3 separate regions of the Homo sapiens genome follow, and all the other regions are linked to region 2. The links are chromatin contacts, found by Hi-C or POLR2A ChIA-PET in ENCODE. All regions are on one chromosome and are shown on one strand. Each heading gives the region's core, a stretch centred on a gene start or an enhancer-like site at or near the end of the contact. The rest is flanking DNA. Distances are from core to core; before and after follow the strand shown. Region 1 holds the start of IFNAR1 (interferon alpha and beta receptor subunit 1). Region 2 holds the start of DONSON (DNA replication fork stabilization factor DONSON). Region 3 holds the start of MRPS6 (mitochondrial ribosomal protein S6).

Evidence for each region. Hi-C counts contacts between places; a loop is a spot of excess contacts on that map. ChIA-PET counts read pairs that join two places held with the same protein, here RNA polymerase II (POLR2A). Pooled maps may share reads with other maps.
Region 1: a loop to region 2 is called in a map of gastrocnemius medialis, with 15 times the contacts of the local background. The contact joins the promoter of IFNAR1 here to the promoter of DONSON in region 2. A Hi-C loop is called at or near these places in 1 of 168 maps with a recorded cell type or tissue (gastrocnemius medialis), 3 of 37 single-sample maps with no recorded cell type and 11 of 50 pooled maps. POLR2A ChIA-PET finds 5 or more read pairs at or near these places in 6 of 52 experiments (A673, H1, HEK293 and 3 more).
Region 3: a pooled map shows a loop between it and region 2 (8-fold over the local background). The contact joins the promoter of MRPS6 here to the promoter of DONSON in region 2. A Hi-C loop is called at or near these places in 7 of 50 pooled maps. POLR2A ChIA-PET finds 5 or more read pairs at or near these places in 2 of 52 experiments (GM10248 and GM12878).

What each region holds. Positions count from the first base shown.
Region 1 is chr21:33,322,948-33,327,069 of GRCh38, reverse strand. It overlaps IFNAR1 (interferon alpha and beta receptor subunit 1), which reads right to left and starts at 2,100. Exons shown (of 11, transcript NM_000629.3): 1 at 1,939-2,100. The coding sequence starts at 2,014. RefSeq lists cis regulatory regions at 2,111, 2,168-2,177, 2,668, enhancers at 1,272-2,173, 2,407-2,456, 2,677-2,886, 2,174-3,076 and promoters at 2,089-2,759, 2,113-3,396.
Region 2 is chr21:33,587,330-33,591,241 of GRCh38, reverse strand. DONSON (DNA replication fork stabilization factor DONSON) reads left to right here and starts at 2,558. Exons shown (of 10, transcript NM_017613.4): 1 at 2,558-2,921; 2 at 3,640-3,720. The coding sequence starts at 2,601. CRYZL1 (crystallin zeta like 1) reads left to right here. Exons shown (of 13, transcript NM_145858.3): 12 at 35-80; 13 at 1,321-1,901. The coding sequence ends at 1,420. RefSeq lists an enhancer at 2,370-2,869 and a silencer at 2,328-3,017.
Region 3 is chr21:34,070,793-34,074,878 of GRCh38, reverse strand. It overlaps MRPS6 (mitochondrial ribosomal protein S6), which reads right to left and starts at 1,301. Exons shown (of 3, transcript NM_032476.4): 1 at 1,134-1,301. The coding sequence starts at 1,178. SLC5A3 (solute carrier family 5 member 3) reads right to left here and starts at 1,301. Exons shown (of 2, transcript NM_006933.7): 1 at 1,134-1,301. RefSeq lists silencers at 644-1,043, 1,334-1,853 and an enhancer at 440-1,390.

The sequences.
Region 1 (4,122 bases), core at 851-3,350, 260 kb after region 2:
TCATGTACCACACAGGTATATGGTTTCCTAAGCCAACAGGTAAAGTATTTTGAACTCACTTGCAGGCTCACAGACCACCTGGACTCCTGCACTGGGATGCTAGCCCTGATTCTCTTTGGGTACCCCTCCTCACTACAAAATTACCTCTCACTCTCTATCAACCTTGTAATAGTTGCCATTCCCCCATGCATCCCAAGTAAGTATGAAGAATTTCAGCAAATTAGCCTGGTGACGCCCTGCCTTTGTATTTTTCTTTTATTATTTTTGTAAAAGAAAAAAAAAAATCTCAGGACCTCTCCCAACTTTCTTACGCAAAAGGGAAGTTAGTTAAGCCCAGAGGCCAAGTGACTGCAACACCCTCTTCCAAACGAATGGCTGTTACTAGCATTATGCTTCAGCCAAATCCCCAAGGAAGGATAAAAAGACTCAGCCATCTGCGAAGGGCTACCCTGACAGATCATTCATAAGTCAATTCTTTGCTGGTCTCCCATAAACAAGGGGATGCCAACTGTAACTTCAGGTCTACAACCTAAGTCTAGTTCCTAAAACTAAAGTCTAAAACATAAATAGATCGGGCGTGGTGGCTCACACCTGTAATCCCAGCACTTTGGGAGGCTGAAGTGGATTGTTTGAGGTCAGGAGTTCGAGACCAGCCTGGCCAACATGGCAAAACCCCATCTCTACTAGAAATACAAAAAATAGCCGGATGTGGTGGCGTGCACCTGTAATTCCAGCTACTCAAGAGGCTGAGGCAGGAGAATCGCCTGAACCTGGGAGGCAGAGGTTGCAGTGAGCTGAGATCACGCCTCTGCACACCAGCCTGGGCAACAGGCTGTCTCAAAAAAAAAAAAAAAAAAGTATAAATAAAAATGTCTTCCCATATTTTGGACAGTTTTCTTAGTCTTGGGTCCTAGAATTGCATTTACTAGTTTAAAAAGTATGACTATTTTTATGACTTCTGAAAGACTGAGCAACATTACAATCTCATTGAGATAACATTTCATTGAGTTTTGAACATGATTATTTCTTTGGGAAAAAAGTAGGTAGTTAAGTAAACCAAAAATAAAATTCTAAGCCCCCCAACAATGTGAATGGACCTCTCCTCTCAACAAATGGCATTCCAAAGTTAATCTGAAAAACTAGTTCAGGCCTTCCACACTGACCATGTCAATTACAAGCTTATCTTCTCAGGTGCAAAACAAAGTCAAGACTCCATCTACCCAGAGGCATCTGCATAACTGACTCCCTTTACTCTCTTTTTCTCTTCAAGACACTCATGGTATCTTAAAATACAGATTTCTTGGGCACTAACTAAATTCTCACAGAACTATTTGCCTTACTGCCTTCCTGCCCCACCTCCTGAAAACCTCTGGAAAACCAGTCACAGACGTGTTTGTGGCTCACGTTTTTCCCGGATGCGCCCTGAAGCAGGCTTAGTAAACCTCGAGAACTGACAATTATGCTTCAGTCACTCCGACTGTCATTTTTTATTGGCCTGTATGAATCCTGAGGGCAGAGAAATCCTGGCCACACTTAGCTCACTCCCCCGTGGGACTGGGCGCCTATTCACCAGATTGAGGAAATGCATTTCGGGAAATGTTTTGTTTATTATCAAACAGACCAGCGGAGCCGCGGTACTTTCCCGGAAAGAATCAAACTCGACACAAAGCTCTGGCACCGCCATTTCACGGGGGTGGGACCCGGGCGCTCCCGAGGACCCGTACACGGCCACAGGCAAGCGGCAAGAGAGGACCCAGAACACCACTTTCTCCTGGTTGATTTGCGAGCCCAGGTCGGGTTTAATCTTTGGCGCGGCAAAGTGGACCGAAGGTTTCCCAGACTGGGCGTCTGTCGCCCCCAACAGCATCGCCGCCCCCGTAGCCCAGCTGCGTGCCCTACCTCCCGCCCTGCGCCAAGACTCTCCTCCCCGCCTCTCACCTGCGGCTGCGGACAACACCCATGGCGCCACGGCGACGAGCACTAGGGTCGTCGCGCCCAGGAGGACGACCATCATCTGGGAGCCGCCGCAGATCCCACCAGTTACATGTTCGCGCACGCGCAGCTCCTCTCAGCCGCCATCGCCCCGTCCTAAGTCACACCGCCCCTCTGCACACGCGCTGCCCCTCTTAGCTCTCACCGCCCCTCTACGCACGCGCCGCCTCTTCTGACACACACACCGCCCCTCCGCGCACGCGCCGTTCCTCCACGCACGCGCCTTTCCTCCTAGCTAGCACCCCTTCTCCAAGCTCCCATTGCCCCATCCTAATTGCAGCACCCCTGTGCGCGCGCGCCTTAGAAATCGCAGGCCTCCTGCATTCTCTTCTTCCTCACTCTTTCCGGCCTATGGCCGGTCTGGAGCACTTCACCATCGCATTCCAGGACGACTCCCCCTCACAGGAGGCCTTGACCTTCACAGGATCGCGGCACACACCTGCGCAGACCCAGCGACTTTGGAGTTCCCGCGTCTCTTCCCCATGTCTGCAGTCGGAGGGCGCGGGTGGGCTCCTGGTCGCGGCCCGGCGCTCTTCGTCCTCGCCCTTCTCCGCCCGGGGCGCTTGCTGACCCTAGAGTCTTGGACAGTGGCGTTGGGAGTCCCCAGCGGCCTGGGAACCAGATGAGGCTGGAAGGAGGAAGTGGCTGAGCGACCAGACCGTTGCTGTGTGCAGAGCGAGAGCGGGGCAGAGGCGGTCGAGCGCTCGTTTTCCGGGCGACTTGGCTGAGGGGCGAGATGGTCCCTTGGAGAGAACAGCCACGGGCCCTGGGCCGAGGGGCTCCAAACAGCAGTCGCTAGGCTGTTTTGGTCGTCGGGCTTTATCAGTAAACAATTCGAGCCCATGGTTCGAATGATTATTTAATTAAATTCCTCAGTAATAGATCCAGTGCATTGTGAAAATATGCGAAATAAAATTTAAATGATGAGATAAAATAAGGAATCAAATACTTCGTTGTTATAACAACCAAGCAATTAATTAGCAATTACATAATTAAATGAATGTTTGTAAAGAACAATGCAATGGAATATATATGTATTCCATCTATATATTCCATCTCTATATTCCATCTATATATTCCATCTCTATATCCCATCACTATATTCCATCTCTATATCCCATCTCTATATTCCATCTCTATATCCCATCTCTATATTCCATCTCTATATCCCATCTCTATATCCCATCTCTATATTCCATCTCTATATTCCATATCTATTCCATCTCTATATTCCATATCTATTCCATCTCTATATTCCATATCTATTCCATCTCTATATCCCATCTCTATATTCCATCACTATATCCCATCTCTATATCCCATCTCTATATCCCATCTCTATATCCCATCTCTATATCCCATCTCTATATCCCATCTCTATATTCCATCTCTATATTCCATCTCTATTCCATCTCTATATTCCATATCTATTCCATCTCTATATTCCATATCTATTCCATCTCTATATTCCATCTCTATATTCCATCTCTATATGCCATCTCTATATGCCATATATATTCCATCTCTATATGCCATATATATTCCATCTCTATATGCCATATATATTCCATCTCTATATTCCATCTCTATATGCCATCTCTATATGCCATCTCTATATGCCATCTCTATATGCCATCTCTATATGCCATCTCTATATGCCATCTCTATATGCCATCTCTATATGCCATATATATATGCCATCTCTATAGCCATATATATATGCCATATATATATGCCATATATATATGCCATATATATATGCCATATATATATGCCATATATATATATGCCATATATATATGCCATATATATATATGCCATATATATATGCCATATATATATATGCCATATATATATGCCATATATATATATGCCATATATATATGCCATATATATATATGCCATATATATATGCCATATATATATATGCCATATATATATATGCCATGTATATATGCCATATATATATATTCCATGTATATATGCCATATATATATATTCCATGTATATATTCCATATATATATATTCCATGTATATATTCCATATATATATATTCCATGTATATATTCCATATATATATATTCCATGTATATATTCCATATATATATATTCCATGTATATATTCCATA
Region 2 (3,912 bases), core at 1,309-3,808:
TTTACATTGCCACCTTAACAATCCTTCCAGCTACGTATCTTAAAGGATGTGATGGAGAAGTTATCAACTGGTGTTTTCAGGTACGCTAAAGTAACCAAATCATTGTTCTTGTTTGTTTTTCTATTTTCAGGGAGCTAAGGCAGGCAGTCCCACTTTTGTTTTAGCTCTCGCCATGTACCTGTTGCCTCCATATTTTATTATTAGGTTGGTGCAAACATAATTGTGGTTTTTGCCATTGAAAGTAATGGCAAAAACTGCATTTACTTTTGCACTGATCTTATATTTCGTTTAAATAGCTGCTCTTTAATATTTATCAAAGTGTATCTGGTGGTACACCAGTAGGTACTCGCAGAGATAGAAGTGGCTTGTGAGTTTTCCTCACTCCATTATGTAGTGTACCTCACCCTTTGCTTTTCCTCATCACCCCTCCCAAAGCAACTTGAAGTAACCAATAGCTTGAAGGAGAGAAAACCATGGTATATTTGTTTAAAGTTGAATATGTTTATCAGTTATAAAAGAGGGAGTAGGCCAGGCGTGGTGGCTCACGCCTGTAATCCCAGCACTTTGGGAGGCTGAAGTGGGTGAATCACCTGAGATCAGGAGTTCGAGACCAGCCTGGCCAACATGGCAAAACACTGTCTCTACTAAAAAATAGAAAAATTCGCTGAGCGTGGTGGCGAACGCCCATAATCCCAGCTACTGGGAGGCTGGGGCAGGAGAATTGCTTGAACCTGGGAGGTGAAGGTTGCAGTGAGCCGAGATCACACCATTGCACTCCAGCCTGGGCAACAAGAGAAACTCCGTCTCAGAAAAAAAGAGGGAGTAAATAAAGTAGATAATTTTTTTCCTTCAAAACTTAACCACTTTTAACATTGGAAACACTAATGGACGAATTTGTTTGAATTACTTAAAGTAATAGATTTGAGGCCGGGTGCAGTGGCTCATGCCTGTAATCCCAGCACTTTGGGAGGCTAAGGTGGGTGGATCACTTGAGGCTAGGAGTTCAAGACCAGCCTGGCCAACATGGTGAAACCCATCTCTACTAAAAATACAAAAATTAGCCAGGCTTGATGGTGCATGCCTGTAATCCCAGCTACTCAGGAGGCTGAAGTATGAGAATTGCTTGAACCCGGGAGCCGGAGGTTGCAGTGAGCTGAGATCGTGCCACTGCACTCCAGCCTGGATGAGAGAGCCAGACTCTGTCTCAAAAAATTAATTAATACACTAATAGATTTGAGCACTAGCATTTGTCATATACCACCCTGTTTGTTCTACTTATCTTTAACTAGACCTGACATTTCTAATTTCATTCCTTCTCAGACCTCAGTTGGATGAACCCATTCCACTGTATGAGGCAAAAGTTTCCATGGAAGCTGTTCAGAAAAATCAAGGAAGAAAAAAGCAAGTTGTTCAATTTTAATTTTCTTCTTTCTCAGACCTCAGTCGGATGAACATATTCCAGTATTTGAAGCCAGAATTTTCTTTGGAAATTGTTGAGAAAAACCAAGGAAGATAAAACAAGTTGCATTTTTAAGCACGTTTCTCTGCTAAGACAAGATGCTCAGTTGACACATTTGAAAAGTGTTTGAAAAATTCTTGTGCAAATGATCAAGATAATTCTATAATTAACATCTTAAGGGAATTTTTCTAAAAACCTTTTCATTGTTTCTATATATTTTGCCCCTGCTATAAAATTCCTTCCATGAAGAAAACTGCTGCTTTCAGCAAAAGTCACACTACTCTTGATAAAAGCTGTTGCAGGCCTTTGCTAAGCTATCAAAGTAACGTATTAATTTTGTATCAACTCCGTTCTCAACACCTTCCTTAAGTCTTTGCTGTCATAATTTAAGCATTTGAGTATATTTTGAAGTCTTAAAAGACTTAGCCCATAGGCACTTAAATTTTGTGTTTTCAACTATTCATTCACTCCGGCTTTCCCCAGGATCAAAGAAGATCCCATTAACTTGCCAGTGGCAGCTGCCTGGAAGTCTGAGATGACCAGGCACTGGGAACGGGGAAGGGAGGGATGTCGGTAGGCTGCGCTGGCATAGGAAGCGTGCTGACGTCTTATCTGAGTTCTCTGGGGGTTGAGGAAGGTGGCCTAGTCCCCTCTCCTCGCCTCTTGAGAGCAGTAGCCACTGCCCTCTCTTAAGTTTATGGAAGCAGCAGCCCATCGCCGCAGCTCAAGTTTGTTTCCTTTTCATCCAGGCGCCAAACCCCGGGCTGATCACATCCCTGCTGCGGGCTTAAATAGAGTTAAGCTATTTCGGTGCCCCACAGGGTAGTGCACATCAGCGCCCTGGATCGCATACTTTCCAGAAGCGTCGCTGAACCTGGCGACTGGACTCTGGCCGAGGACCTGGCAGAAGCGCCAGGGCAGGGTCACCGCTGGGACAGTGGGCGTTGACGGCCACCCGGGATCGCCGCTGCGGGCTGCGTCTCGCGGGCTGCCCACTGCGCATGCTCCGCTCGGAACCGGCGGGGGCGGAGGCGGGGCCGCGTCGGGGGCGGGAGCTCGGCGAGGCGCCACGTCAGGGGCGGGCCCGGCGCGCGCGGGAAGTCTCTGTAGGGCGGCCGGCTACCCTCAGCCGCCGCGCGTCATGGCCCTTTCGGTGCCCGGCTACTCACCGGGCTTCCGAAAGCCGCCCGAGGTAGTGCGGCTCCGACGGAAAAGGGCCCGGAGCCGTGGAGCTGCCGCCTCCCCGCCCCGTGAGCTGACGGAGCCGGCGGCCCGCCGAGCCGCCCTGGTGGCGGGGCTGCCTCTTCGCCCTTTCCCTGCTGCGGGGGGCAGAGGCGGTGGCAGCGGCGGCGGCCCGGCCGCTGCTCGGAGGAACCCCTTCGCCCGCCTGGACAACCGACCGCGGGTCGCCGCGGAGCCCCCCGACGGGCCGGCCCGCGAGCAGCCGGAGGCCCCGGTCCCGGTGAGTGTCTTGTAGCCTGGCCGCCAAGGGGCTCTTGTCTTTCGTGGGTTGAGCCAGCTGTGAATGGGGGATGGAAAGTCCTCGCGTTCGAGGCAAGGAAATGGGCGCGAAGACTTCGGCCGCCCGTGGCCTTAGGGTACCCCGCCCTGGGAGCCGCGATTCTGGCAAGGCCGGGTTTGTGGGAAGAGCGCTCCCCTGGCTACCCCGCTGCGGGCTGTGCTCACGGGACGCGTTCCCGAGGAAAGTGAGGGGGCCCCAGAGGGCAGCGAGGAGCCCCTTGGAGAGGACTTAGAGGTGACTTGGAAAAGAGCTCGAAAAACCCTGAGAGCCCCCATCTTGCAAGGACGCTGTTCGATGGGGCAGGTGACAAGCCCTGCTTCCCCCGTGATTTAGGGCCTCCCTTCTCTCACGCACTCCAAATTATTCTGGAGATGGGGGAATGTCGAGGATTCGTGGGGTCAGAATTCACTAGCATCTGTCTTACCCAAAGCCTTTTGGATCTTTCGGTTTGAAACGCCGGTCCCTGTTCCCCTCAATTTTGATACTAAAGTTCAGACACAAAACTGAAGTGTTGAAACTCATAGATTGGATGGGGTGCCTCTGAATTTAGGTGTACTTGCGTTTATTGAGAAACATGTATGCCAGGTGAGGCTCTGTACATATTTAACGCAAACTTCAGCATCCTTTAAATTTTAAAGGAGAATATATTTAACCTCAGTTTTTAGATTCTAATCAAGAAAATGATTTGCTATGGGAAGAGAAGTTTCCTGAAAGAACAACTGTTACTGAATTACCTCAGGTAATACTTTTTAAATATCATTAGAATGTGTATTTGTATAAACTTTTTTTTCATAGGATTTGAGCCTATTTTTAAAAATACATTTATACTTCTCAGAAGCATTTTGCTTGGAAAGTAGTTTTACAGAGAGGCTTGATCATCTCAACCAGGGATGAAAATACCGCATCAGCCAAGGTAAAGGAGTTGGTTTGA
Region 3 (4,086 bases), core at 52-2,551, 480 kb before region 2:
CAATCTCCCGACGCTCCGTGATTGTTAGTTTATCAATTGAGCTTAAGTTCAACCAAACTTGGTAATACTCCTCGCAATTGACCTGGAGCCTAATTTCAAACGTAAAAATGCGTCCACTCCTCTAGCGCTGTAGGAAGCTGTGCTTACAAAGTTCGGACGTGGTACAATGATTTTTGTTTTATTACACCTGGTGGAGAAAAAAAAACATAACACCAAACTACGTTACCGAATTCCGAATTCACGGGAGAATGGGGATTTCGGCGACGACTTGAGGAGTACATGACCCAGGACAGAGGACGAAGTGAGCTGCCTCCGGGCCGCGGGCCCCTGTCCTTGGCCACGCCGTCACCTGAAAGGGGCCGCTGGTTCGCTTAGCATCCCTCCAAACCTGAAATCCCCTACCTCAAGATCAATCAAAAGCAGGGGGAAGAAAGTGTCTTCTGGAGGCGCAAGAAAGGCCACAACTTGGATGAATGAAACTGGGCTAAGGGCACCCGGAGCGGGATTTTCGCTGAAGTCAGAAAAAGAAAAGTCAAAAGATTTTTTTTTAACATGAGAGCGATTGCAAGAGACTGGAATACAGACAACGGCACAAACAAGCTTTGGAGGAACGCTTTATTGGGCGCGGACGTTCCGGGCGGCCGGCGGGCGCTAGAGCGGAGGCGGTCGGCGGCAGCCGGCGGGCGGCGGAGCGGGACGGACCAGGCGGCGGCGGCGGGGCCGGCGACGAGGCAGCTTCACGACTGGCGGGGACGGGCCGGAGTCGGGCTGGGCGCCCGCGCGTGTCCTCCCGCGGACCTTCCACTGGACTCCCGCGGGCCGGCGCCGGGATCGGGGTCGGGGCCCGCTCGGTCCGCCCCGCCCCCCGCCCGGCGGGCCGCTTGCGAGGCACACCCTCCCGGACCGCGCACACGCGCAGGCACACCCCCGCCTCCCGCGCGCACGCGGCCGGGCCCGGCCGGCCCACGCGCGCCCCCTTCCCGCGGACGCCCGCCGCCCGCCCGCCGCCCCGGCCTCCTCCGAGGAGTGCAGGAAGGCCCGGGGTCCCGCGGCCAGGGCGCGCGGGGGACGGCGGCCTAGCGGCAGCGGGGGCGCCCGCGCGGGAAGACCGGCTCTGAGGGAAGGTCACTTACCCGCTGCATGGCTTTCAGGATTAAAGCCAGCTCGTAGCGGGGCATGCCTGGAGGATCGGCGAGTGCGGCTCGGAAGCCAGCCGGTTCCCGGGACGCGAAGGGGCGGGACGGCGGGGACAGTGGGGACCTAGAAACTGCTGCGCCGGACGGCTCCCAGGCGGCGAAAGCACGGTCCGAGAGCGCGAGCCCGGGCTTAAAGGCGCTGGCAGCTGCGCAGACGCCGCGCCACGCCCCCTCGGCGCGCCCCGCCCCGCCCGCGCGCCTTGCCGCCGCCCCGCCCCCTCTCCGCCCGCGGGCGGCCGCCACGCCCCCTCCGCAGCCCCGCACCCGCCGCACCGCCCCCGCCCCGACCCCAGCCCAGCCCGCCGGCCGCGGCTAGGGGCGGTGCTGCAGACGCGGCCCAGAGCGGCTCGCGGCGGCCGCACGCCCCCTCGCGACCCTGCCTGCCCCTACCCCGCCTCCTGCCATGCCTGCTACCTAGCTCTCGAACCGGCTGGAACTTTCCATGCCTTCCTTCTCCTCCCGGGCGGCGGGCGAGTGAGTGCCCGCCAGTGCGCGTGCGCTGCGGTGCGGTCTCGTCCGTGCGCGTGCCCCTCGCCCGCGACTCCCCGGAGCTAGGGACCTTCGCGGCGCAAGGCGGGGTCGCGGCCGGCCCGGGGGCTGTGCGGCCAACGGCTGCTCGCAGGGGTTCTGGAACATTCCCGCCCGGGGTCGGTAGGGGGGTGCAGCTCTCGCCCCCAGCCACAACTCTCAGGTCTGACGCGGCTGACCAGGCCCCCTACCCGGCGAGGAGCGCGCTGGCACAGGCCGTGGGCCGCGGCGCGCGGGCTCGGGTCTGACTCAGTCCCTTGGCACTGCGTGACCTTGGGCCTGCTGCCTGTGCCGAAAGTGGGGACCCGAGTGAGTTACTGCACGTTAACCTCCGAGGACGGTGCCTGGTACACACAGGCGCGATACGGGCATTTGTGGTGTGCCCCTGACCTGCCCCCACGTGTTTCAGCGGAGGGCAGGCGAACACCTTAACTCTATCTCATTTCTTTAAATGTTTCCTCCGCTTTCACTTAAAGGCTAGGCTGAGTGCCTGGGAGACCCTTTAGCAACTGTCTAAGGTGGGCAGGGGCATACGTTCTGCCCTTGCCATCCCTTTACACCCACATGGTTCTCCGCCCTCCAGCCAGGGGCTCTGCAAGTGCAGTTTTCTCCAGCGCCCTTCCTTAGAGGTTGAGTACCCTGCAGCTGAGGCCTCTGCCCCTTGTTTGCCCCATTAAAAGCTCTGTACGTGGAGTGTTTGTCAACTTAAAGTGCTTTAACGTTAATAGGTAAAGTTTAGTGAACACTTACTCTGCATCAGGCCCCATGCCAAGGCTGGTGGATGTGTCTCCTAAAATTCTCACAACAGCCCTGAGGTGACAAAGATTCTTTGCTTGGCCAAACTTTAGTCAGGCTTCTGAATCTCATGCTAGGCCCATCTGTGCACTTCCTTGTAAAATCCAGTTCTAGCACAGAACCCCCATCCCCTCATAGCAGATCAGGTTCCTCATCTTCCTCTATCCCCCAGTCATGTCTTTTCACCCTGGCCTGAGTTCTACAAGAATCCTTTAGATCGGTTGAGCCAGAATCCCTCTTCCCCCGATGGTTACTCTTAGTGATTTTACATGGCCATAAATTTCTACTTGCCGACGCTGCATTCAGAATTGGAGCCCACTCTCTCTCCCCGGGTTTCCCTGATCCCTGTACCCATCGCGTTGGTCCTGAATAAAGTCTTTCTTACCATGCTTTAGTAAGCATCACTGAGTAATTTTTTTAAACAGAGGCAAGCACTGTTAACCCCATATTAGGGATTAGGAAATGTAGGCACAAAAAGTTTTGTAACTAGTCCAAGGTCATACAGTAATAGAAACAAAGTACTTTTAGCCGCCCCTCTACCCTTCTGACCTCCGGTTCTCCTACCACACAGATGAAGATGCTGATTGTTATTCAGTGGATTAACCGTGTAGTCCACGTAAGCCAAGATTAGAGTACCTTTGTCACCTTACCCAGAGGTTACCATTTCACATCCCATGCGTCTATTTGTGACATATGGGAGGTAGGAGATGGAGATGAACCCAAGTTTTTCTGAGATAGCTGGATTTTAACATTTTCTATTTTTAGACTTGTCTACAACCCATACCTGTGTGAAGCCACACAGGTAATCCAAATTGCCTGGCTAAGTGTCAATTAACTTCATGTTTGGTTTAAATAAGTAGCGTACTATAAATAACAGAAGGAAACAAGGAATTTCTGGACCTTCAGAAGTGAGTTACAGGCTGGGTGCAGTGGCCCACGCCCGTAATCCCAATACTTTGGGAGGCTGAGGCGGGTGGATCACCTAAGGTCAGGAGTTTGAGACCAGCCTGGGCAACATCGTGAAATCCTGTCTCTAATAAAAATACAAAAATCAGCTGGGTGCGGTGGCACTTGCCTGTAGTCCCGGCTACTCGGGAGGCTGAGGCAGAAGAATCGCTTGAACCCAGGAGGCGGAGGTTGCAGTGAGCCGAAATCGCGCCACTGCACTCCAGCCTGGACGACAGAGCGAGACTCCATTAAAAAAAAAAAAGTCAGTTACAGATTTTCTAGAATGGTCCCACCCCGACTGTCCCCTGTCTTGTCAATTACATGACCCAGTTTAGTAATGAGAAAATAAAGACCCCGTAGTAATATGCCAAGTCAAACACTGAGGCGGCGCAATGAGCTGACTTCAACTCAGAGCATTTCCTCTTGGAAGCTCTTTAGTTTTCCCTTAATGCCCAGGGATGAGTGAAGACCTGGCATCTTCTCTACTCCTTCTAACTTGACAAGTGGTATAAGGAAATTAACCTGACTGCGTAATACCTCACCACAGAGTCAGCATCCCCAAGCCCTCCCAGTCTGGTAGCCACCCACAGACTCATTCCATTTCTTAAAAGCAGAGAGA